3 separate regions of the Mus musculus genome follow, and regions 1 and 3 are each linked to region 2. Evidence: chromatin loops called from intact Hi-C (ENCODE). Cell type or tissue: left cerebral cortex. All regions are shown on one strand.

Evidence for each region. Peaks named below come from ENCODE experiments on the same cell type or tissue, not always from the same donor. Only the 100,000 strongest peaks of a DNase experiment are listed, where the experiment ranks them.
Region 1: it touches region 2 in a loop (2.6-fold over the local background); 3 of 42 quality-filtered maps call a loop at or near these places.
Region 3: a loop joins it to region 2, with 8 times the contacts of the local background. A loop is called at or near these places in 3 of 42 quality-filtered maps.

Annotation. Positions count from the first base shown.
Region 1 is chr6:138,046,332-138,054,331 of GRCm38, forward strand. All of the region lies in intron 3 of Slc15a5 (solute carrier family 15, member 5), which reads right to left. Among named protein-coding and RNA genes, the nearest start is that of Slc15a5, 30 kb to the right of the region's middle. In left cerebral cortex, no CTCF peak of the experiment used is centred here; a DNase peak (open chromatin) is centred at 3,357.
Region 2 is chr6:137,868,889-137,876,888 of GRCm38, forward strand. No RefSeq gene overlaps it. Among named protein-coding and RNA genes, the nearest start is that of Gm38552, 16 kb to the left of the region's middle. In left cerebral cortex, CTCF peaks have their summits at 2,115 and 3,626 (motif pointing right); DNase peaks (open chromatin) are centred at 2,050, 2,851, 3,166 and 3,633.
Region 3 is chr6:137,931,170-137,939,169 of GRCm38, forward strand. No RefSeq gene overlaps it. Among named protein-coding and RNA genes, the nearest start is that of Gm38552, 78 kb to the left of the region's middle. In left cerebral cortex, no CTCF peak of the experiment used is centred here; DNase peaks (open chromatin) are centred at 3,896 and 4,323; H3K27ac peaks cover 923 bases.

The sequences.
Region 1 (8,000 bases), 180 kb after region 2:
AGTATGATTGTCAACATGTTTGTGAAATACACTAAAAAAATTAAATATAAAAAGACATAAAAAAGGTATATCCTGGTAGCTTATTATTAGTTCTATGAGACATCAAATGTAACTTTTCATAATTTTCTACACATGCCTTCTTATGTACCCATTTTATTGTACAGCAGTAATAATCCTCAGGCCAGCTGCACTGTTCTGTGGGCCAGGTTGTAAGGTATTTGGGAAAATAAGTTCAGTGGAAAAAAAACTGTATCTGACACAGTGAAACAAACTAAGAAAACCAAGTGGCCAAAACCACAGCAAATGAACAAATGACAGTGATTTCTAAACATCCTACTGACACAGGAAAGTGTTCAGTGCATGCCCAAGTCGTGAGGATATGATCACAGATTCAACATATTGGTTGTGAGCCAGGGGCTGTCTTTGTATCCGGCATCACCAGCATCATGACAGGGGGCAAGGCTTACAAATCCTCAAGCCCTCTTTGCGGTCTTGGAGGCACCGTAGGCAGGACAGTCCCTGCTGATGTATCTGCGATGAGAATGCAGTGGAGAGAACGCGCTTCACTGCTACTGCGGGTGGTGTGCTGAGGTTCCCCGAGGTGTACACGCTGACGAATGATGGCTGGGAGTCACTAACACGACCTGGAGGACACAGGCCAGGCAGAGCATGAAGTAGATGTGAGCTGGGATGGCATGAGCAGCAGTGAGGGCTCTGAGGTAGGAGGAACTGACGAGAAGAAGCTGGTGAGAAGGTAAGGACCAAGGTTTTGCTAGAGACCAGACTACACAGAGCATGGGAGCCGTGTACAGTCCCTCCAGGAGTGTTGGGAGCCACCAAGAGGTTGTAAGCAGACGAGAGATCGCATACAGTGTATGTTAACGGGAAGCTACTCTAGAACCTTAGAACATGCAGCCCTGAAAGGGATGTGTTCATCAGATCCCTCCCTCCCGAGCTCAGGGAGATGGAAGAGACAGAGCAGATGGAGAACACCAGGCAAACAGGCCCTTTAAGTCAAACTGAGCGAGAGACTCATGGACCCACAGAGACTGGGGCAGCATGCACCTGGCTTGCCTGGGGTGGCAGCCATCCTCTAGGCTTCTATTATGGCTTCTGTGTGTGTGCGCACAGAAGTGGATCTCTGATTTGTAGGATCTCTGATTTGTAGGCCTTCCTTTGGGCATTAATTAATTTAGTCTTCTCTGGTGTCAATGTGATAGCTTTCATTTTATCTTATTATATTTTATTTTGTTATATTAAAAAAATGAATGAATTGGGAAGAAAAGGCTACTCTGGGGCCTGTTTGTGACTAAGTCAGAAAAGGCTCACTCACCTGATGTGTATGAGGATTTGAGTTTGGTTCTTAGAACTGAAGAATAAACAGAAAAATGAACAGTAACCCATGAACCCAATGGCTGATTGACTTCAGAGGATGTGATAGGAAACTGGGAGCTGGACAGTAGAGAGTGGTGTTGCAGTCAGGACTGTGGCAGCAGCAAAGAGACACAGATAAAATGGACTATGTTCTCAACAATCAGCAGAATATTCTGATGTCTGAAGGGAAGGCACGGGAGAAGAGAGTAGACTGGAAGGTGGGCACATTTCCTTTTAAACAGCTGCGTGTTGGTGATGTCACGAAGGAGAGAAGAGATTGTCATGAGCTGGGCATGGTGGTGCATGCCTTTCATTCCAGCACTGAGAGGCACATCGAGCTGAATCTCTGTGAGTTCAAGACCACTCTAGTAGATATAGTGAGTTCCAGGTCAGCCAAGGCTACATGAGATGAGAGAGTAAGAGACAGAGAAAGACAGAGACACAAAGAAAGACTAGAGAGAGAGAGAGAGAGAGAGAGAGAGAGAGAGAGAGAGAGAGAGGGAGGAAGGGAGAGGTACATTTATAGCTCAGGGAACTGGGAGTTGAGCTGGGGTCACATTTGACACATGCTGGGTAACTAAGTCCAAAAGTTAAATGAAAAGTGACAATGTGCTTTTTAAGGCTGGGAGAGAGGCCTATGTGTACCACTCACGTCACGGGCCTGGGAATGCTGGAAGAGAGAGACAGGCATCAAGAAGAGACATAGTTCTTGAAAGGAATCCTGAGTTTCTGTTATCATCAGGTTATCACAGTGGGGAAACGATTAGGAGGATTGAAGAGGAGAACCAAAGGCAGGGTGTGCTGTAGATATAAGACAGGGTGTGATGTATGTATAAAACAGGGATATCCTGTAGATATAAGACAGGGTGTACTGTAGATATAAGACAGGGTGTGCTGTAGATATAAAACAGGGTGTAATGTATGTATAAAAGAGGGATGTACTGTAGATATAAGACAGGGTGTGCTGTAGATATAAGACAGGGATGTACTGTAGATATAAGACAGGGTGTGCTGTAGGTATAAGATAGAAAAGTATTGTAGATATAAGACAGGATGTGCTATATGTATAAGACATGGATTTACTCTAGATATAAGACATGGATATGCTGTAGGTATAAGACAGAGATGTACTGTAAGAATAGGACAGGGATGTACTATAGATATAAGACAGGGTGTGCTGTAGATATAAAACAAGGTGTGCTGTAGATATAAGACAGGGTGTGTTGTAGATATAAGACAGGGTATAATGTAGGCATAAGGCAGGGTGTGCAGTAGGTAGGAATAGAGCAAGACAGAGCCCTAAACCAATGGGCTGGGCCACCTCAAGAGGCCATTCTGTAAAAGAAGCCATGAGACATGTGCCTGCCAGGGCCATGGCAGCTGACCCCATCACTGTGTTTCTCCCTGTTGAAATCACCTGCACATACATGCTATACCATCTTTATGGATGAATCCATTAGGCTTAAAAAAAAAAGCTTTCATCTACTCTCCAAATAATTGTGTGTTGTGGAGACTCAGTCTTTAAAGAAAATTCCACTGACATTATAAGTCTCAGATTATTTTTGCGCACCCAGAGGAGAAAGGGGATATTGAGGCAGGGGGTGGGGGACAAGACACACTCATACAACACACACACACACACACACACACACACACACACACACACACATACACACACACACACACACACCAGTTCACAATGAAAATTCAGCTGAGATGTAGAGTTCTGGCTCAAAGGCTCAGGACACACACAGCAGGCATTCACTTCTAAAATAAAACAGATGAGCCATTTTAAATGTTTTATTGCAAAATCCAAGGATTGCAGCTATTACTATTGAAAAAAACCTTTTAGGAAGCCATTTTTCTATTCTTTGTACCTCTAAGTCCTTGGCTCTGATGTTCTGCTCCTCTGACCTTGATCTAATCATGAATATCTATGGTACTTAATTATAATAATAAAAAATCCGCCTACATTGCACTCTCCATGGTAGAGGCATATTTTTTTTCTCCTTTGGTCACCTGCCAGTTCTCAAAATTATAGCAGTGGGAAGAAATGCAAATGAAGGGCGTGCTTGACAGCTAAACATAATGGAATGCATGGTCTACATTTGAAAAGTTACCTTAAGATAAAAGGTAGCATAGAGAAAAAAAATCCCTTCTTTAAGGTCACCTATGGCTTTGAATTATAGCTTAGAGAGATTTCCAATTTAGTCATCAGAGAGGAAGAAGCCAAAATAAGGATTATATCCTTTGCTGGGGGGAAAAGATAGAGCTTCACTTCACAATCATTGGGTGATCCAGCAAAGCAGAAACCACAAACAAAACCATCAAATGAAGAAACAAAGCGCCCACTCCCATGCAGCCATGGTGTGGAGCGACATTCATGAAAAACCACAGAGTATCTTCTAGGCTAATTGTATTCTTGCAGCTTATAAGTTTGTTTTCTTATTAATAATAAGCAAAAGGAATCACCTTGACATAGGATAAAATATGAAAATTTCGGGCTCCATCAAGAATTGCAGTTGATGCTATGGGTCTATAAGACTTGAAGGAAAGTATTTCATTATTCAGATAAACATGTTTTTCAAATAGGGTGGTGGTAAGTTACTGGACATATGCTGAATTGTTCTGAAAATGTTTAACTAAGCCGTTGGATATATGTGTACTTGTTTGAGTTAGAATCATCCTGTAAACAGGCTGGCCAAGAATTTGAAATCTTGGGATAGCAAATATGTTCCATGTTAGTGTCTGTCTGTCTATCTATCTATCTATCTATCTATCTATCTATCTATCTATCTATCTATCTACCTACCTACCTACCTACCTACCTACCTACCTACCTACCTACCTATCTATCTACCTATCTATCTATCTATCTATCTATCTATCTATCTATCTATCTATCTATCTATCTATCTATTTACCTACCTACCTACCTACCTACCTATCATTTATCTATCTATCTCTTCTCTCTCTCTCTCTCTCTCTCTCTCTCTCTCTCTCTCTCTGTCATAGTGCATGAAGGTTGAACCCAGGGTCCGGTATATTGAGAGTGCTTGCTACTCTTGCATAGGATATGCATTCTGTTCCTAGCCATGGTTAGCCCAGCAGCATCTCTAACTTCAGCTACAGAGGATCCGATGCCCTCATCCAACCTCTGTTGGTGTCTGCACACATGTGTGCACACACTCACATTGACCAAAACACGAATGTGAACTTGGATACTGTACTGGCTGGTTTTGTGTGTCAACTTGACACAAGCTGGAGTTATCACAGAGAAAAGAGCCTCCCTTGAGGAAATGCCTCCATGAGATCCAGCTGTAAGGCATTTTCTCAATTAGTGATCAAGGGGAAGGGCCCACTCTGGGTGGTGCCGTCCCTGGGATGGTAGTCTCAGGTTCTATAAGAAAGCAAGCTGAGCAAGCCAGGGGAAGCAAGCCAGTAAGTAACATCCCTCCATGGCCTCTGCATCAGCTCCTGCTTCCTGACCTGCTTGAGTTCCAGTCCTGACTTCTTTTGGTGATGAACATCAATATGAAGTATAAGCTGAATAAACCCTATTCTCCCTAACTTGCTTCTTGGTCATGATGTTTGTGCAGGAATACAAACCTTGACTAAGTTAAGGAGGCAGTAGTAGGCACCACAGCACAGTCAAAAATGATACATATTGAGAAATAAATTTGCCCAAGCAGGTGAAAGTGAAGTTTACTAGAAAATGCAAAAAATTTTTTAAAAAAATCGATGGAAGAGAATGAGTGTCGTGAAGCACTTCAGTGATCCCACCACTCGGGAAGTGGAGGCAGGAGGAGCAGGACTTCAGGGTCGTCTTTGGCTTCATAATTGAGCCATGACCATTTTGGATTACATGAGATCTTGTTCCAGAAAAGTAAAAGTAAGTAAATAAATTGAAGAAGATTCTAATAAATGGGAAAAAACCCAATGGTTGCTAGTTGGAAGTCTTAGTATTGTTAAAACATTAACTCAATCCAAAGAGATCACAGCAACACTGTGTGTGTGTGTGTGTGTGTGTGTGTGTGTGTGTGTGTGTGTATGCATGTGTGGGTGTGCCCTCCCCCAACATACAGAAGAGCAAAAAATATATCCTTAAACATATCTTGGATCTCATGTACCCTTGAATAGTCAAAATAGTCTGGAGAAAGAAAAATAGATTTGATGCCCAATATTCTCTGATTTTAAAGCACACTACAAAGCAACAGGGATAGAGAACGCACAGTTCTGGAATAAGAACGGAAATTAAGTTCCTGAACCAGATAGTCAGTGAATGATCTTCAACAGGAGGCAAATATTCCACAGAAGGAAAGTGAGTAGGAAAGATGAATATCCAGATGCAGAAGACGAATCTGCACATTTACCTCATGCTAGACACAAAATATTAAACTAAAATAGATTAAAGACTCAAAGCCATCAAAGACTCAGAGAAATCAGGAAAATAAAACTCTTCGAGACCTTGTACTTTGTTTTGTTTTCTTGGATGTGACATCCAAGGCACAGCTAATAAAATTGAGAGAGAGAGAGAGAGAGAGAGAGAGAGAGAGAGAGAGAGAGAGAGTAGGGTAAATGTATAAACTGCATATCAAAGGAAACAGGCAAAAGGGCAAAGTGTGGAACAGAAGGAACTGACTGTAACTTACATAGCCAATACAAGGAAGGTCAATATTCAGGATATAACAGACCTCTACACGTTCACAATGACTAGAACCAAATGTCCAGATTTTAAAAACAGACAGAGGACTTGAAAAGATAACTTATCAAACAGTCCATAAAAGTGGCTGACAAACATCAACAAGATTTTATGATTGATCCTTTGGGAAACGGTGATTGAGATTGTGATGAGACGTCAGCTCACATTCACCTGTGCAGCCACAATCAATGGCAAAAGAAGAAGCTAAACGCTGGCAGAACCTGGCGAGCATGAGAGTGGTGCCTGGCACAGGGATGGGCGTGCAGGAGAGGCAGGCATCGAGGGAAGCAGCAGGAAATGGTCTTAGGCAGTAAAAGAGGAGGAGATGTACTTCTGGGCACGTGGTCCCAAGGGTCAGGACTCTGAAGGTGCCTGCACACCTCTGTTTGTAACAGCAGCCTTTATGCACATAATGGGTGTACGCAGTTTAACTGTCCAGTAACAGACGAGTGGATAGAAAGAAAAGAAATGTTGTTTGCGTCACATGCCTGCAATCCAGGCGCTTGTGTTTGGATGCTGGTGGATGGGGATTGGGTTCAAGGTCACTCTGCACTGCATAGTGAATTCTCAGCCAGCCTGGGCTATGTGAGGGCCTGCCTTAAAATCACCAATAATGATGTGTTCTATACACCGGAGTATTATACAGCCTTAAAAATGAAGAAAATGGGGGTCAGAGAGATGGCTCGGTGGTTAAGAGCACTGACTGTTTTCCAGAGGACATGGGTCCAATTCCCAGCACCCGAAAGGCAGCTCACAAGTATCTGTAACTCCAACATCTGACACCCTCACGCAGACATACGTGCAGGCAAAATACCAATGCACATAGGATAAAAATAAATTATTTTTAAAAAAGTTTTTAAAAAAGAAAAAAATAAGATGTCATATGCTATCACGTATGTGAAACAGGAGGGTATTTATTTAAAGGGAATAAATCAAAAGGGAAGGAAGACTGTCCATAATACCAAAGCCACACGTACAAAATTAAAGACATATAGGTATATATTAAAGTTAAAACCACACAAGGAGAAGTTAAAGTAAACTAAAGCCCAGAAATGAAACAGAAAGTAGAAAGTCAGTTCCTATGATCTTTAAGGAGAGATGGAGGGAATTTGTGGACACAGAAATTCCGTGTTTGGAGAAGAAAGATGAGTATGGAAATCCGTTTTGCTGAACTCACAGGGACGTGGTGTGAATATTCATCTGAGTATCAGTACAGACCTGAGTTTCTTCCCTTACAGGGGAAATTACATGTAGGTAAAAGAAGTCAGTAGAACTATGGCCACGGTAGGCAAGACCTCACACGTCCTAATTGAAGTAAATAACATAGTCCGTCACTTCTGTTCCTTCGGAGAGTTGGTTGATATCAGGATGATGGGAAAGACTGGCCGGAAGGTACTAAGTTGCAGTTAGATACATTCTGGAAGGTCTGGTGCTGTTATAAAGCAGAGTGACTGTGCAGAACAGCAGGGCATCGTGTGCTTTATTTGTTTTGTTTTGTTTTGTTTTGTTGTGTTGTGTTGCGACAGGGTCTCACGTACCTCAATCTGGCCTCAGCCTTGTTTAAGTAGCTGACACTGGCTTTGAGCCTTTGATTTTTCTGCCTTCTAAACGATGGAATTACAGGTATGTACTACAATCCAGTACAAGTTCAAGTATTTTCAAAAGCTTTTAAAAAGGATTTTGAATGCTGTCTTAGCCATAATGAGATAATATGGGTTTAACCCAATTTAAACATTACAGATGATATATGTTTATGTATATTGAAACATCATGATACCCCAATACTATGCATGTTTTATACTTTTATGTATCCATTAAAAATACATTCAGAAGCTGAGAGATGGTTTAGAGACTAACAACACTTCCTGCTTTTGCAGAGAACCATAGTTCAGAGTTCCCAGCTTTCACATCAGCCTGTAAGACT
Region 2 (8,000 bases):
ATCAGGTGGCTTTGGGCATTCATGTCTTTTCCTGGAGTTAGAATTACAGAGGAACCACTCGACCCACTCAGCACTTAATGGGTTCTGGGAATCTAAATTCGGGTTTTCATGCATGCCTGGCAACCACTTGAACCACTTTATTTATTTATTTTTTAAAATTTCTTTTTTTTATTAGATATTTTCTTTATTTACATTTCAAATGTTATCCCAAAAGTTCCCTATACCCCTCCCTCAACCCCCCGCCCTGCTCCCCTACCCACCCACTCCCACTTCTTGGCCATGGAGTTCCCCTGTACTGGGGCATATAAAGTTTGCAAGACTAAGGGGCCTCTCTTCCCAATGATGGCTGACTAGGCCATCTTCTGCTACATATGCAGCCAGAGACATGAGCTCTGGGGGTACTGTTGAGTTCATATTGTTGTTCAACCTATAGAATTGCAGACCCCTTCAGCTCCTTGGGTACTTTCTCTAGCTCCTCCATTGGGGGCCCTGTGTTCCATCCTATAGATGACTGTGAGCATCCACTTCTGTATTTGCCAGGCACTGGCATAGCCTCACAAGAGACAGCTATATCAGGGTCCTTTCAGCAAAATCTTGCTGGCATATGCAATAGTGCACTTGAACCACTTTAATCCCAGAAAAATGTTTAAAAGACTTTATTTGATAAGGGTCATAATTTAGTTGGAAGAGTGTGTAGTGAACAGTGTTATTTTAAAATTTATATACTTTTTAAATCTTTTTGTGCATTTATTTGAGTACACATACACTATACTTTTCCTATAAAGGTAGTTGTTTTTCTCATTTTATCATGTGTGTGTGTTGGGGGGGGGGGTTCCAGGGACTGAGCTCAGCTCATAAGGCATGGGAACAGACATTTCCACCTGCTGAAACATCTCACTGGTTCTATACATTGATACAGCCCTGGTATTTTAATTAGACAAAATGGACAACTTTTGTTTGACTCTCAAAGTCTTCATGGACTTTTGTGTCAAAGGAGAAAACGTGTAGTGCCCAGCAACTGAGTTTCTCTGTCCCCATGGGTCCCTCGTGTGATTAAGAACTTAGATCCCAGCCCCTGCTGCAGGGAAGTTCCGCTATCTGATGGGAACACAGAGTGAAGGCAAATTGGAAGCATGACCATGCTCCAACCACAGAGTGCCTGCTTCTGCTTCCACCATGACATGAGCACAGGGAAGAAACACCACCATGGGGCACTGATCAACATGGAAATAATGTGCTAATACGCCAGGCCATGTGGCTCGGTCCTCACCTCATTTCAGTTCAGAGATTTCATTGTAAAGTCATGTGCAAGCATGAACAAATGGGTAGTTTGGCCACAGTTAATGGATTTGAAATCATTATTAATTTTTAGCCCTATAAAAACATTGATTTAGAGGAACCTTTATAACATTGAAAGTGCATTGTATTTAGGAGTAATTAGCATCCTCTAATTAGGAAGAATTACCAAGTGCTTTTCTCTCTTGGCTCTGCGGAAGCTAGCGCAGCTGCATGCAATTTAATCACAAAGGAAACAGCTTGTGTTTTATGTTGAATCTGCCTTTAATGGATTAAAAAATATTCTTTGGTATCCTATTTTATAATTAAAAGATACATTTGAGTCACCAGTGTTAGAAAACGTGATTAGCCCAAATGCCATTAACCCTATGGGTCAGACCTTTCTCCTAGATGCACGCACACATACATACATACTCATGCATGCACACACAGACACACACAGACACACACAGACACACACACACACACACACACACACACACACACACACACACACACACACACACACACACGGTGGGAGCATAGGAAGTTGATCTGTCTGTCCATATGCTCATGAAGCTGTGTGTCTTAATACTGACTCCGCTATTTTTATTCCTCCATACGACTCCCATATTTTCATGTGCACTTAGGCTCAATGATGCTCTTTGCTAACCAGAGAGGCGTGTAGGCAATTGCTGGGTATGAAGATGCTGACATTTTCTGAATTTCGAATGACAAATGACATGCTCCTGTCAGCTGACTATAACGCAGCAACATATGGTGCTTCTGATGGTGGGTGTTATTTCAAAGTTTGCAAATCACACCATGAGAGAGTCCCTCTGCTGGGCTCCTGGAATACTTAGCAACTGTGAATCTGAAATGACAGTACAGAGAAAGCACTAAAAAGAAAAAGAAAAAAAAACAAACTCCCTCCACCTTGTTGACAAGAAGGCGGTAGAACTCCGAATGAGTGAACGCTTCATTGATTCTCACAGGTGGAGGGGTTGCGATGTCAATCTATTGAGAGAGGAAGCCTTGTGCTTTCCTTTTAGAAAAACTAGGAAATGGTCTAATTTCTTACATTAGCCTACAAATTATCACATTTCAGGGAAAGCATAAAAAAAAAATCCAGGGACTGACAATTAGAATAATTGTTAACTATGGTACAGAAAAGCTTGGGAATGGAGTCTTGTTATTTCAGGGTGTAGAGAAAGTTGACAAAAAGTGTGTTCATCCCCCATTTGAAAGATAACATCAAAGACTTGGAAAGAGAGTATCCCCTTTACTTTTCGAAGGCTTGGAAAGAAAGTATCTATCCGCTGTTGCAACCAGCCCAGTTTACCTAAAACAACCCTGTCCCGCTCTTTCCACCGGGTGCTTAGTTTCTTTAATAGTGTCCACATTCGAAGCATTTCCAGCACGGCAGAGTAACCCATCAGAAATGCAACAGAATTAACTCGCTGTCTGCTTCCATTTCAGCAATTTCACACAAAGCCCTCCCTAGACCACGGCCCAGGGCTCCTGCTTCTGTCTGCTCCTCCTGAGAATCCAAGCCCTTCCAGTGTTCCTTATCACAAACGAGACTGATTTATGCATAAAGAGTACACAGAAACTACCAGTGAGCAAGGATGGCATCTATTTCCCTCAGTTAAGCAACCCGTTTCATTGACCTTCCTCGATGCTTTCAGTAACTTTACCCCCAAATCAATGAATTCTGAGATTTTTTTTTTCATTCAAGAAATGGAAATTGTCCAGTAGCCTGAGGAACCCTGGGACGGATGCCTTTAGATAGTCTAGGTTCTTAACTTCACCGGTGTTAGGGGTAGGTCCAGGTGATGGCCGCAAACAGCAACAATCTAAGAAGAATGTCTGAATCAAATCACACGTTCACTCACTCGTCTGTCTTGCTTTTGAGTCATTAGAAAAGGAACGCTTTTCCTCAGCATACAATTAACCTGTTCAGAGCAACTGAACAAGAGAGGCTTGTGTGTGTGATTGCTATTGTTTATGTCTTTAAAAAAGTAATTCAAACAGGAAGTGACGGCGAGCCATAGTGTCGTGCTGCGAAGAGGCTGCCTATACAGACTGGTTATTTGGGGCCGAGCAGAGCAACAATGGTTGCATGCCAGGTACCCCTCACCATGATCTCAGGACTCAAAGCAATTCCCCAGCTTGTCTTTGCACAAATACGAAACAGGCATTTCTTCTGTGTGCATGTCTTAGGGGGAAAAAAAGGCATTTTGTATCTGTACGGACCCAATTATCAGTTTGTTGATTCTAAGCGGCACACAAATCTACTCTCTCTTCTCACTGAATGACGCATGCCTCGCCGAATGGCACTAGCCTGACCTTGTCAATAGAGGGCGCCGAAGGAACAACGTGTCTCTTCTGGATCAGCTTCAGTTAAGTTGGTATTTGTGGAACCTCCCTCTTGGACTCTTCTTCCAGCTCTGCAAATGCTAGTTTGAGACAGCTGTGGCCTTGCTGTCCCTCAGCAAACGTCTCTGACATTCAGTAAACCCCATCATGTGCTGTCCCTCAGGCCTGGTAGTCAGGATTATTTGCACACATGTATTATTTATTTAGGTGCTTTGCTTCTATCCTATACGAAGCTGAGGCTTTCTGAATCTGTTATTGCTGTATAGCTTAGAGATTCCAGATATTCCTATCTTCCATTGTGGTTAAACACTTTTACACTTGATCTTAGACAAAAGGCCAAGAAGTGATGTGTTAAACACTTTTAATACATAATATTCTTATTAATTCTTGATAACTGCAGATAATGTACTTTGATCGTATCTTCACTCTTCTCCCTAACTCCTTTCAGATCTGCCCCCACCCTGTTCATCTCCGTGTCCTTTTTATTATTACTATTTTTAAAATAACCCACTGGCACAGTTTATGCTGGCCATAATCTCCTTGGATTGGGCATCCATGGTCAACTTATCAGGGCCACAACCTCATTAAGAAGTGACTCTTCTTTCCCCCAGACTGTCAACTGTCCTCAGCTACGTATGGCAGCTCATGATCCCTCCCTCTCCCCATCCAAACTGGAACACTTACTGGCTTGATCTTGTGCAGATCTTGTACAGACAACTGAAGTATAATTTCTGGTTTCCTTGGAGGCTCAGTTGTCATGTAATTTTTTTTTTTTTTCTGGAAGCTGGGTAATGAGAGGATGTTTTCCTGAAGCAGATACATGAGAGGATGTTTTCCTGAAGCAGACACATGAGACGATGCTTTGATGAGGCAGACAGTTGAAAGGGCGCATGATGTTTGAAAGAGTATAAATAGAGCCCAACAGACTGCAAATGATGCTCTTGCCTTGCTTCTTCTTTCAAAGTTTTGCTGGTCTATACTGATCTTCACTTGCCTTGACTTCATAGAGAGAAACTTGCCAAAGAACTTCTCATGGTTATTCTGGGTGCTTCTGTGGACTTGTACCAAATTGGTGGAGCTTCATGGTTTCTTCTGGATCGAGCTGCTGCTACTGATATGTGTTTGCTGATTGGACCAGGCTGCCGGTACTGATTCAAGTCTAATGTTTTGGACTAGACTATTGACGTCCTGACAACAAAGACTGGTACCATCTCAAAGGACTACTTCTAAACAGGCTTTCTTCTCTACCTTTGGTTGGAGGGCTGGAAGAAAGGTTGAAGTATTTAAGAACCCTTAATTAAGTAGGTTTTGAAACATCTAAGCCTACAGGCAGCCATGGCAGCTATGAGTCTGCATGTACAGCAGCCCTGTTTCCAGAATACATTGTTTCTCTGTGTTTTTCTCTTACTCTTGCTCCTTCTTCTGTGATGGCTCGCTCTGCTACAATTTCCATTGCTGTGATAAACACAACAACGGAAAGCAACTTGTGGAGGAAGGGGTTTATCTCACTTATACTTCCAGGTAACAGTTTATCACTGAGGAAAGTCAGGGCAGGATTCAGCTGAGCGGGAACTCGGCTGAGGCAGGAGCTGATGCAGTGGCCATGGAGGAGTGCTGTTATTGGCTTGTCCATGGCTTGTCCAGTCTGCTTTCTTACACCATCCAGGACTATCAGTCCAGGGGTGGCACCACCCACAGTGAGCCCACATCAGTCATCAATCAAGAATATGCCCTACAGACTTGCCTACTGGCTAATCTTATTAACTAATTTAATTAAGAATCCTTAATTCTTGATTAAGATTCCTTCTGCCCAAATGACCCTGGTTAGTGTCAGGTAAACACTAACAGGTGTGTGTGTGTGTGTGTGTGTGTGTGTGTGTGTGTGTGTGTGTGTGTATGTGTGTGTTTGCCCCTCGAATGGAATTCAACCACCACAGCAGATGAAAGACAGGTGGCTCTTTGACAAGATTTAGTGAATAAAAGTGCTCTGTGCAAAGGGCGAAAAGACTCTACTCTTCCAGATCCACTGTTAACATCAAGGCAATGAGCTTGCCAGAGAGAGAGCTTGGTTGGCTGTGAGCCAGAGTCTCTCTGGACCCTGCAGCTCTATAAACTCAATTGGCGAATGGCTATGTCTCAAGGTCACGCCCTCCTCCTGGAAGAGCACACAGGTAAGCAGTCAGCAGGAAGTAGGAGTGGATGGTGGGAATCTGCTTTTGTGATGACCACTGAGGTCAGAAGGCCTCCTCTGTTGACTTGGGCATGGGCTGGGATCTAAATCTGCATCACTTACCTGATTGTCCCGAGCAGGGTAAAGAAACACTGTATCCAGTAGCTCTGTTTACACAGCACATCTAGTGACATTTTATAACAGGTAGTGACTCCAGCAAAGAAGAATGTATCAAGGTTTTTAATATAAGAAACAACAATAGCAAGGTAAATAGAACTAAATGCCTGGACACTTTTAGACATTGCTCAATGTCACAAGTATTTCCAGGTCCACATGTCATACTTCCTGTGTGTGTTGTTCCGAGTGGTTCCTGCGTATTTGCTCACGCCGTTCTCACAGAGGAGGCCTGAGCACCTGAGTGGCAGAGCTGGCTTTCCAGTCTCTTCTGGTTCAGGACCTTCACCCTCCATTGTTAGGGGGAAAGTTCCCTCAAATTATATGATAACCTTTAGTTCCCTTATCTATTAACAGAGATAATACTTTTTTTTTTACATGATATTCTAGACAATCTGGAACTTGTTAAAACTTTAAGAAAAATTTTGAGATTTAGCTGTTTAAAACTTGTATGTATGTGCCTGAATTTCTGTGCACTCAGTGCCTGCGGAGGCCTGGAGAGGACACTGGATCTCCTGGGACTGGAGTTACAGATGGCTATGAGTTGCCACGGGCCTGCTAGAGGGGTGCTGGGAATTGATATTCTGGTCTCCTGGAGGAACAGCTAGTGCTCTTAACCACTGAGACATCACTCCATCTTGTTAAACGTTTTAATTCATGTTTTGCCATTACTTATTATATAGTCATGATTTATACTTTTTAGATGTTTTCCCCCAGGTAAGCAAAATGTCACTCACCTGGTGGTGCGTGATGTTCTGAAAGCAAAGGACAACTACATCCCCTGGACTCAGGACTATGGAGTGGAGGCAAAGTCAGTGCCGGCCACTGTCAGAACTTGATAAGCAAGGTGCTGTGTGAGCTTCCGGCCTGCTTTATAATAGCTGGATATATTAATAGATGCCTATCTGAATAGTCATCTTAGTTTTACAATCCTCAATTTACTAAACAGATCAAGGGCTGCAAAGCTAAGCAGTTACTGTTGGATCTGAGATGAACCTTTCGGCCCCCCAAGCCCTACACAATCTTTGTCCATATGGGATGAAGTAAGATGGCCCCTTGGGTGATCTATTTCTCCACCTGCTTTTAAGGAAAGGGAGAGGAGAGGATAATATAGAGTAATGGCCACACTGTGGTGTTGTGCATTGAGCAAACACAATAATGTGCTACTCGGGCATAAAGCAGGCACTCCAATTCCATCTTACTGTTCTCAACGTTCATGAACATGAATATACAAATACTCTAAATGGAAGGCTCCTTTCTTGGGGTTATTTAGTGAAAAGGCTTCATAAAAATATTTCTGTAAGAGTGGGGTCTTTTATTGGCCTAAGCTGACTCTGATGCTACCCTTCGCTCTTGGTTGGGGTGGGGGATGCTAAGAAATTTAGAAAGATGGCCGTAACTGTAACACTTAGGCATTGCGGGTTGGTAACCAAGGCAACTTTTCCCATTTTTGCATTCAGGCTTTCCTGTTGATTATCTATTGTAATGCCAATAATCGCAGCTGAGAGGAGTCACTGTTTGTTGTGGAGACAATTAGTACTTGAAATAAAATAACTTATTTGCCTAAATTGGGAAGACGCGGAGTCGGACTGGGTCTCTCAGGAACAAGCTGCGCTGTGCAATAAGACTGACTGGTACCCCAGCAGCCCTCAGAGAAAGCATTCTCCTCTCACGTGACTTGAGGTCTTATTGGTGTTTATTATGGTGATGGTTGAAAACCTTCCGATTCTTCTTAGATTGTGTTGGGAAATAGCTTAGTACATGCACACCTGCAAGAAGGTGATACTGAATTTTCATTGATACTGAATTTTCATTGATAGGCTTATTCACACTGCTTATCTTTACATGTAACGCTTCATTAAAAACATTTCCCCCAATTACTGTCATAATTGCTCTCCACTCTACTAAGACTGTATGTTAAAGTACTATTTCTTTTAGTTCCAATGTTACCAGAAAGCATGTAGTCTTTTAACTCTGTACCTATGCCTTGTCTTCATGTACA
Region 3 (8,000 bases), 62 kb after region 2:
CAGTTGGAAAGGTGAATAGAGAAAAGGGTGGGAGAGGCTGGAGGGAAGGAAAGGTTAGAAGCCTTTAGGAAGCCCCTGCAGTGTGTTAAGCTTAGCACTGGTTCATGCACATTCTAGAAAATGAAACCATTTATCTGGTCCTTTCCCCCTTCCGTCCCAGTGATTATTAGGTATATGAGATTTATTGTTTAAGTACTAATAACTTAAAAATCACTTTCTATTTCTCCACCTGGGGGCATTTTTGGATAGAGAAAAGGAAATGCTCCCTGCCTTACTTAATAGATAAGGCATCGTCTCAGTCCTAAATAGGCATCCCGGGCTCTGACAGACCGGCCGCTCAGCTCCCCGGGAAACTGCTCACAAGCTGTTGAGAGTTTCCTGTTTCTTTAGCAGCAGAGAGATTAGTGATAAGAGACAGATGAATAAAGACTAGAGACCAATTAACAGGCTAGATGTACCTTATCTAAGCAGACTGACATTCAAACAAAAGCTCTCCTCCAGTGCCTGCCTAGAAGGTACTTTACAGAGAACACAGACACTGAAGACGAGCACCCATGTGGTGGAGGGCCTGTGGATCCAAGACCACATTATTGAACACTGTCCCCCTTCCCTGTTCTCAGCAACACTCATCTGGTCCTTCCTCTCCCTCCCTCCCTCCCTCCCTCCCTCCCTCCCTCCCTCCCTCCCTCCCTCCCTCCCTCCCTCCCTCCCTCTCTCCTTCCTTTCTTTCCTTTGTTCCTTCATTCTATTTTTCTTGCTTTGTGTTTGCCTGTGTGCTCAATATGTTCCCGTGTAAATGCACGTGGATGCCACAGGTTGGTGTTGAATGTCCTTCCCTGTTCACCTCCAGCTTATTTATTTATTTATTTATTTATTTATTTATTTATTTATTTATTTATTTATTTATTTATTTATTTATTTAGAGATAGGTTCCCTCCCAGAACCTGGGTGGTCACCAGTTGGCTAGGCTAGCTGACCACTGAGCATCCAGGATCTTCCTGTCTCTGCCTCCTAGCACTGAAAGAGGATAACTTGTCAGCTTCTCAAACGCCAAGACAGACAGACAGACAGGCTTTCCTTTCTGTTATTGTTTAGGTATTGGTCTTGAATATATGGAAAAGATGAATTTTTACAAAAATATTCATCTTTCTGTGATATCTATATATCTATATCTATAGGTATAAATATATAAAATCTAAAAATAAATACAGCAGAAAACTTTATGAAACAAACCTGCTCCTTCCTGGAGGAGAGAGATACTTTGATGTCTGATTTTTAATTCATACTGCAATGTGGAAAGTCCCCTGATAATTTATTGATTTTTGAGAGTAAGAGATCAACCAAAAGAAAATTCTAGAAGGATTGCCATAGCCAACTTTGTATGTAGCTTATTCCTTTTGATAAAAGACTTTTATTTTGTGTATGATATTACATAGCAAATACCTTTGCAGCATACTTAGAAGAGTAACGGAATATACTCCAAAGAAACTTGATAGCTTTGTGCTATTAAATCCCTATTGAAAGGCAGCCAGGCTTGTCAGCTAGCTCCCTGTTTCTATATTACAGGGTTTTGAGTCCATTGAAGTTAGATTTGGTGATATTTTTCTCTATGTAAACCAAGGTTTTCTTCCACAACATAAGAGCCGTGAGTTCCTATTCTGTCTTCATGACTAATGACAATACTTGACTCATGTCTGCTTTGTTCATTGTACACTCATGCGTTTTTAGCTATTATGTTTTTTCCCCCATTTGAATGACATGTTTAAGAAATGTGATTTAGTTGATATGTTGACTTGGAGGCCCTTGTTACTAATATGAAGAGGTGACTCATCCTATTTCTGGGCATATCTGTAAGCTGATTGGTAGAGTTGGAGTTAGACAAGCAGCCCTTTCCCACCCGTGACAGTGGGATGCCTGTCACTGTGGCTTAAGATGCTTTTCTTCTTGCAATTGATTCCTTGGTTCTGCTCTCTGTAGAACTGTAGAAGAGAGAGCACCGTTTGAAATATTGAAGCTTAAGCCTTCCAGTTTACTGATGATCCAAGATACTTAAGCTGGCTTCTGACTTTTCTCACATTCCAGACTTGCTCCTCCCCTCTTCTTCATCTAGCCATCAATAGTCTTAATGGGAATCCTGAATGTTAAATGCCATGAGTTTAAGAAGACCTCTTCTGCCTCCCTTGCCTGGAACCATCTTTCTCTTATCATGGCACTTTTTTTTGGTTTTCTTCCCAGAACTAAACATAAACATCATAGTGTCTTGCACTCGAATTTATTTTCTATAATATTTGAAATTCATGAAGGAAAGGTTTGTCCTGTGCCCAGCATCCTAGCGATGTGTCTGGTGCCCTGTAGGCACTGCATACAGGGGCTGGGACTAGAATGTTAACTTCTCTCTCCTGTCGTTTAGCTGCATGCACATGTGCATGTGTTCCGCCATGACCTACGCTCATCTGTTAACAGAGCAATGATTATTTGGCTCGACATCTTCTGAGTTCCATTTACCCTTCTGAAAGTGAGGACCCCTCAGTCCACATAAAAGTTTTTACATTTGTTCTACAAACGGGGCTAGAGTAAACTGACGTTCATTAGTTGTGGAGTCTAGAAGGGACATGGTCACTGGTTTTCCTTTTTTTCCCCCCAAACTGGAAATGTTTATTCTGAAAATGGAAAGTATATGGTAGGCTAAAGGTTCAAATTTCAATATGTTAGGTGGACTTGCTGATGTGGGGACCTCATGCTAATTGTTTTAAGAATTTTGCCGCTAAACTGTGCTGGATCATACTTTAGTTATGCAATAGTGGCATCTTAGGAGTTTCAGAGAAACATGATGGCTTGAGTCTACCTCTTAACCCATTGATAGGAACCTTCCACCAATGAATTCCTGGCAGGCACACATTTTCTTGGAGGATAAGGGGATGGCTTCTTAGGTAGAGTGTCTACTGTGCTAGCATAAAGACCGTTGTCCCATGGTTTTCTTCCACAAATTAAAAGCCATTCATTCTGTATTGACTTTTTGACTAATGGCAGTCATAGACTCCTGGTTTCCATTAATTTTCATTTTTTTTCTACTGAATTCAGACCTGCAGTACCCACCTAGAAAGCTGGATGTAGCTCCCACCAGCACTGGGAAGGAAAAAGACAGGAAGATCCTAAGCTCCTTGGCCAGCCAGAATGGCTGAGTTAAAGAGTTCAGGCTCAGAGAATAAACATATGAATGACCTTGGAATGCACCTGATATCTACCTCTAGCCTTTACATGTATGTGTATACACACACACACACACACACACACACACACACACACACCACACACACACACACACACACCCCACAACACACAACACACACACACACACACACACACACACACACACACACCACACAACACACACACACACACACACACAACACACACACACACACACACACACACACACACACACACACACACACACACACACACACACCCCACACACACAGATACACACTCATACCACACACATACTACACTCACACAGCACACACACACAGACACACACATACACACACACCACACACACACAGATACACACTCATACCACACACACACCACACTCACACACCCCCCACACACAGACACACACACACACACACCACCACATAGGCACACATACCATTTGTCATTCTGTTGAATGCCAGAGATCAAAGGAGAAGTTAACCTTTGCTGTTTGGCAATAAAATTTGTGTTCAAAGTGCTTAATAACTGCATCAACTGCGTGATCCTTAATTCTGCAGATACATCCAGTGTGTCCCTTTACACTACCATCTAATTGTCAGCATATAAAGCACTCTGCATGTCTACATTGTGATTCTCAGGGATGACGCATTCCCTGGAAGGATGCCATGTAGCCTTCTGTAGATCCATCATCTCCCTCTGCCCACTCACCATATGGATTCTGGGCTTTCTTTTGCTTTGCTTTGTTTTAAGTCAGGGTTCAGAGCTTTTCTCCTTTAGCATATTTTCCCTCATAAGCAGAATTCTTGATTCTTCTCTCACAAAGCCGTGGCTTATGCAATCATTTCCACATTTGTCAATCTCAGAGTTTAATATGCATGGCAGTATCAACTTGCACCCTCTTAACAGTAGCTGAGAAAATCTTCCTACGACCTGTAAGGTTCTGAAGTCATGTGGACGCCGTGATGAATGCCCAGTAAATATTTGTTGACGAGGTTGGCCCTTCTTACTCCATGCAAACATTTCCACGAGGGCAAGTTAAAAAAAAAAAAGAAAGAAAGATCTTGTGTGTCTTTGTGTGTGGGGGTGCGTTGTTGGCACTTTGTTCCTGTGAAATAAAAATGAAAGAGTTTTCTTTCTTCCTTGTGTCGGATTTCCTCTTGCCGGTTTCTCCACCAACTGGCTAGTGGCCAACTTTGTCAGAGCTGAAACATCAGAGAGCCAGAAGAGAGGTTCTCGGCTGATAAATATTTGATTTACAAGGTATTGAGAGGTTTAAAGAAATGGAAAGGAGTTTGCCTAATGGGAGTTGTGTTTAATATAGCAAGGAAGATCACCAATAACCAGGTCTCCTTTCCTCTGCAGTGGCCGGTGGGTATCTGAGTGTATCGGGCTTATTGTGATACAAGTTATGTTAGGCTTGGCTGACAATGGGGTGAGGTTGAGGAGGCCTGGAATGCTCCTGCTCCTTCAACAGAAACACAGCTGAAGGGAATATCCTTAGAGTTTCTTTGCTTCTCTTCTATAAGCTGTGATAAATATTGTATGTCTCAGCAGCGTAGGGAAGACGATTGATCCTTTCTCAGTGATAGAGACATGTGGCTGTATATGTTATATGCAGAATGAACGATGGAGGGAGAATGGGGGGGGAGGGAGGACAAGAGATGCAGGGGATGTGTATAGCGTTGCCAATAGCGATCTATCAAAGAGATGTCAGGACTGCGAGAGTACAAGATGGGTTTTAGCTCCCATTTAATCATCTGTTGCTTTTCTGTCATCAAAGCTTTGTTTCGTGGCAAGTTTTGTTTCTCATCCCCACCTCAAAAGTTCCAATAAAATGAACACAATTAGGACCAACCCCAAACTGGACTGAACTAAATACTTAAGAAAACAATGAGGGTTCTTTTGTGTAGGCTGTAAGTCTCTTACACAGGGCAATGCTATGAATCCATTTGGCTTTAAAAACATCACACTTGAAATCATGCCCAAACTCAAGAATGATGCAGACCATTCTCAACCATGGGCAATCCTGGAAAGGGAGGAAAACTGGTTCTTGGGGAAAAGCAAACACTATTATGTAGTATTATGGTAAGAGCCTCTCTACTGGGGTGTGTACACAAATAGGCGTTATCAGTCTTCTAGTTTGGCCTCCCTTAACAAAAGGCAGCTTTACTTATGGAAATATTTTCTTGGCTGCATGCATTATTTTGGAGGCTCCTTAGCTCAGTGATTTTTTAGAAGGGCTTTGTTCTCTTGGAAACTTGGTTTTAAGGCTGAAGTCTGGGGGTTGGAGAGATGGTTCAATGATTAAGAACTCTACCTAACTTGTAGAGAACAGGGGTTCAGTTCCCAGGTCCTACATGGTGGCTCACAACTGCCTGTAACTCCAGTTCCAGGAGACCAGACACCCTATTCTGCCTTCCATGGGCTCCTCCACGCATGTGGTGCACATAAACTCAAGTAGGCACACATATACATATCAATAAATATACTGTTAACACCTCTTCCAACAGCATTAGCAGCTGAGTGAGCCGTGTGTAGATATTCAGGCTGCACTCCCGGAGGCTCTTGGTGGATTATTTACTTGTTCTCCTAAATAAAAATCCCACGAGAGAGTAAAATCTAAGTAGAGAATATTCATTAAAGGTTTGGGAAGCCAAGATATCTTCTGACTGCAGATACTATACTGTGGACCTACAGAAAGGCAGAAGATAACACACCTGACTGTTTACTCAGGGTATGAACGTTATTAAGTACTTCATTGGGAAGTGTCTTGTTGGCTAGCTTATATTTTTAGAAGTAAAGTAATTAGTTCAAAAAATATACATTCTTTAAAATATCTTGACTTTTGTCATTTTAAGAAGTTAGACTCAGGCTGGCCTTGAACCTGTGACCTTTCTGCCTCTCAGGTAGGTAGGTGTGTGTGTGACGCCGCTCCTGGATGATGTGCTGAGTTTAATGCTACTTTTGTTTATACTTCTTTCAACATTTTTAAAGCAGTTTGCACTCCTGGAAGTAACATATGCCTGTGTGTTATGTCTTACCATACCCTCAGGAGTATTGGGTGGTATTGTGGTAAACACCTTAGTTAAATGAATCTGAAGAAAGAAAAGTGATACGTTGAACCAATAGTGAATGTGACACGGGTCTGGGGAGGTGTACAAGCATGAAGACCAGAGTTCACATAAATCCTAGTTCTGAGTCTTTGCTTTCCTGTTCTCCTTAGACATTATCCATCCTGCTGTTTCAGAATTCTTGCACTTCCCCAAATCAGACTCCTTCTACCACAGGACCTAGAAGTCATATAAATGCTGAGTTTGGGTTGACTCACTCGGCAGTTCAACCTTGGAAGGTGGAGGCAGGGATCGCTCCGCCCCAGCAAGCTATCAAGCTGCACCATCCATACAGGCAAAGCAATGGGAAAGATTCCTAATATCACTTGCAGACCTCTTTAGGAGCAGACATGGACAGGGACACACACGCACACACACATACACACATGAGCACATGCACATGCACACATGCACACACATGCACGCACACACACAAGCACATGCACACGTACATGCATATACATAGCTATGTATATCACATACTCATACATATGAAGAAAATGAAATGTTTCAGCAGCCCCTGCTTTTAAAACAAGTTTGTGTGATTCAAAACAATCCCATTGTTTTCACAGAAAACTGTGGGGTTGACAGAAGAGTAATTTTACCTCACAGGTAATTTTTAAAGTTTTGTCACTTTAGCTCTTCTGTGCTGAAGAGAAGTCACAAAATAGAGATTCTTTGTGTAGAGAAAGTACCAACGGTTCGGAATGCCTGGAGCCCATGAGAGACTGGAAACGGTGACATAAACAGTAACCATTCTGTCCCATGTAGCCAGGGGCTTGGAGCTGGTAGTCCTGTTGGTAGAAGGAGTGTGATGTGGGGACTAGGGAGTTTTAAAACAGAAGGACACATGGTGTCTAAAGAGAGCAGGAAAGTGGTGGCTCAGAACCTCGCCTGTCCCTCACCAGAAGAAACTCTGCCTGAGTCTGCTTCTTCTGTAAACACCCTGCAGAAAGATGTGCCAGACTCTAGGTTTTTTTCCCCAAAAGACACTGCAAACTGTTGTAGTTTTCTGTCTATGCCCTGAACACATAAACCCAAAGCAGAATAAGGCTTGGGAAAAATTATGAGTGATGTTGGAGAATCGCAGCAGCGTTCGGAAGGATTTAGACTTTCCTCCATGAAGACTAAATTAGGTTATATTTCACTGATATTTCAAGTTGTTGTTTTTTTTTTAAGTTAGGAGGCTGAATGTCTTTTTCATAGGGCTTTAAATTTTTCCTGTTCTATTTTTCTTCATGGATACTCTACTGAGATCTGTTGCTACTGGCATTCACAGCTTACATAAAATTATGTACCAGGGCCAGACTGGAATGGGATGGACTGATTCTCTTACATCAAAATTAAAGTAAGCTTCATTTTTTATTTTATGTGTAAGTGTGTGTTTGTGTGTGTGTGTGTGTTGTATATATACTTGGTGTAAGCATGCCTGCCTATAGATGAGGAGTTTGTAGGAGTTTCCTCTGTAGCTTCCCAGTGTATTCCTTTGAGGCTGGGTCTATTATTCAATGCAGAGCTCACCATTTTCTTTTTCAGATAGCCTAGCAGCTACCAAGCTCCAGTAATCCCCTTGTCACTAATATCCTTATACTCGGTTACAGGTGTGCTCAGGGATGTGTCAGCTACCATGGGAACATGGTCTGCATTAGGATCTGAATCACTTCCTCAGAC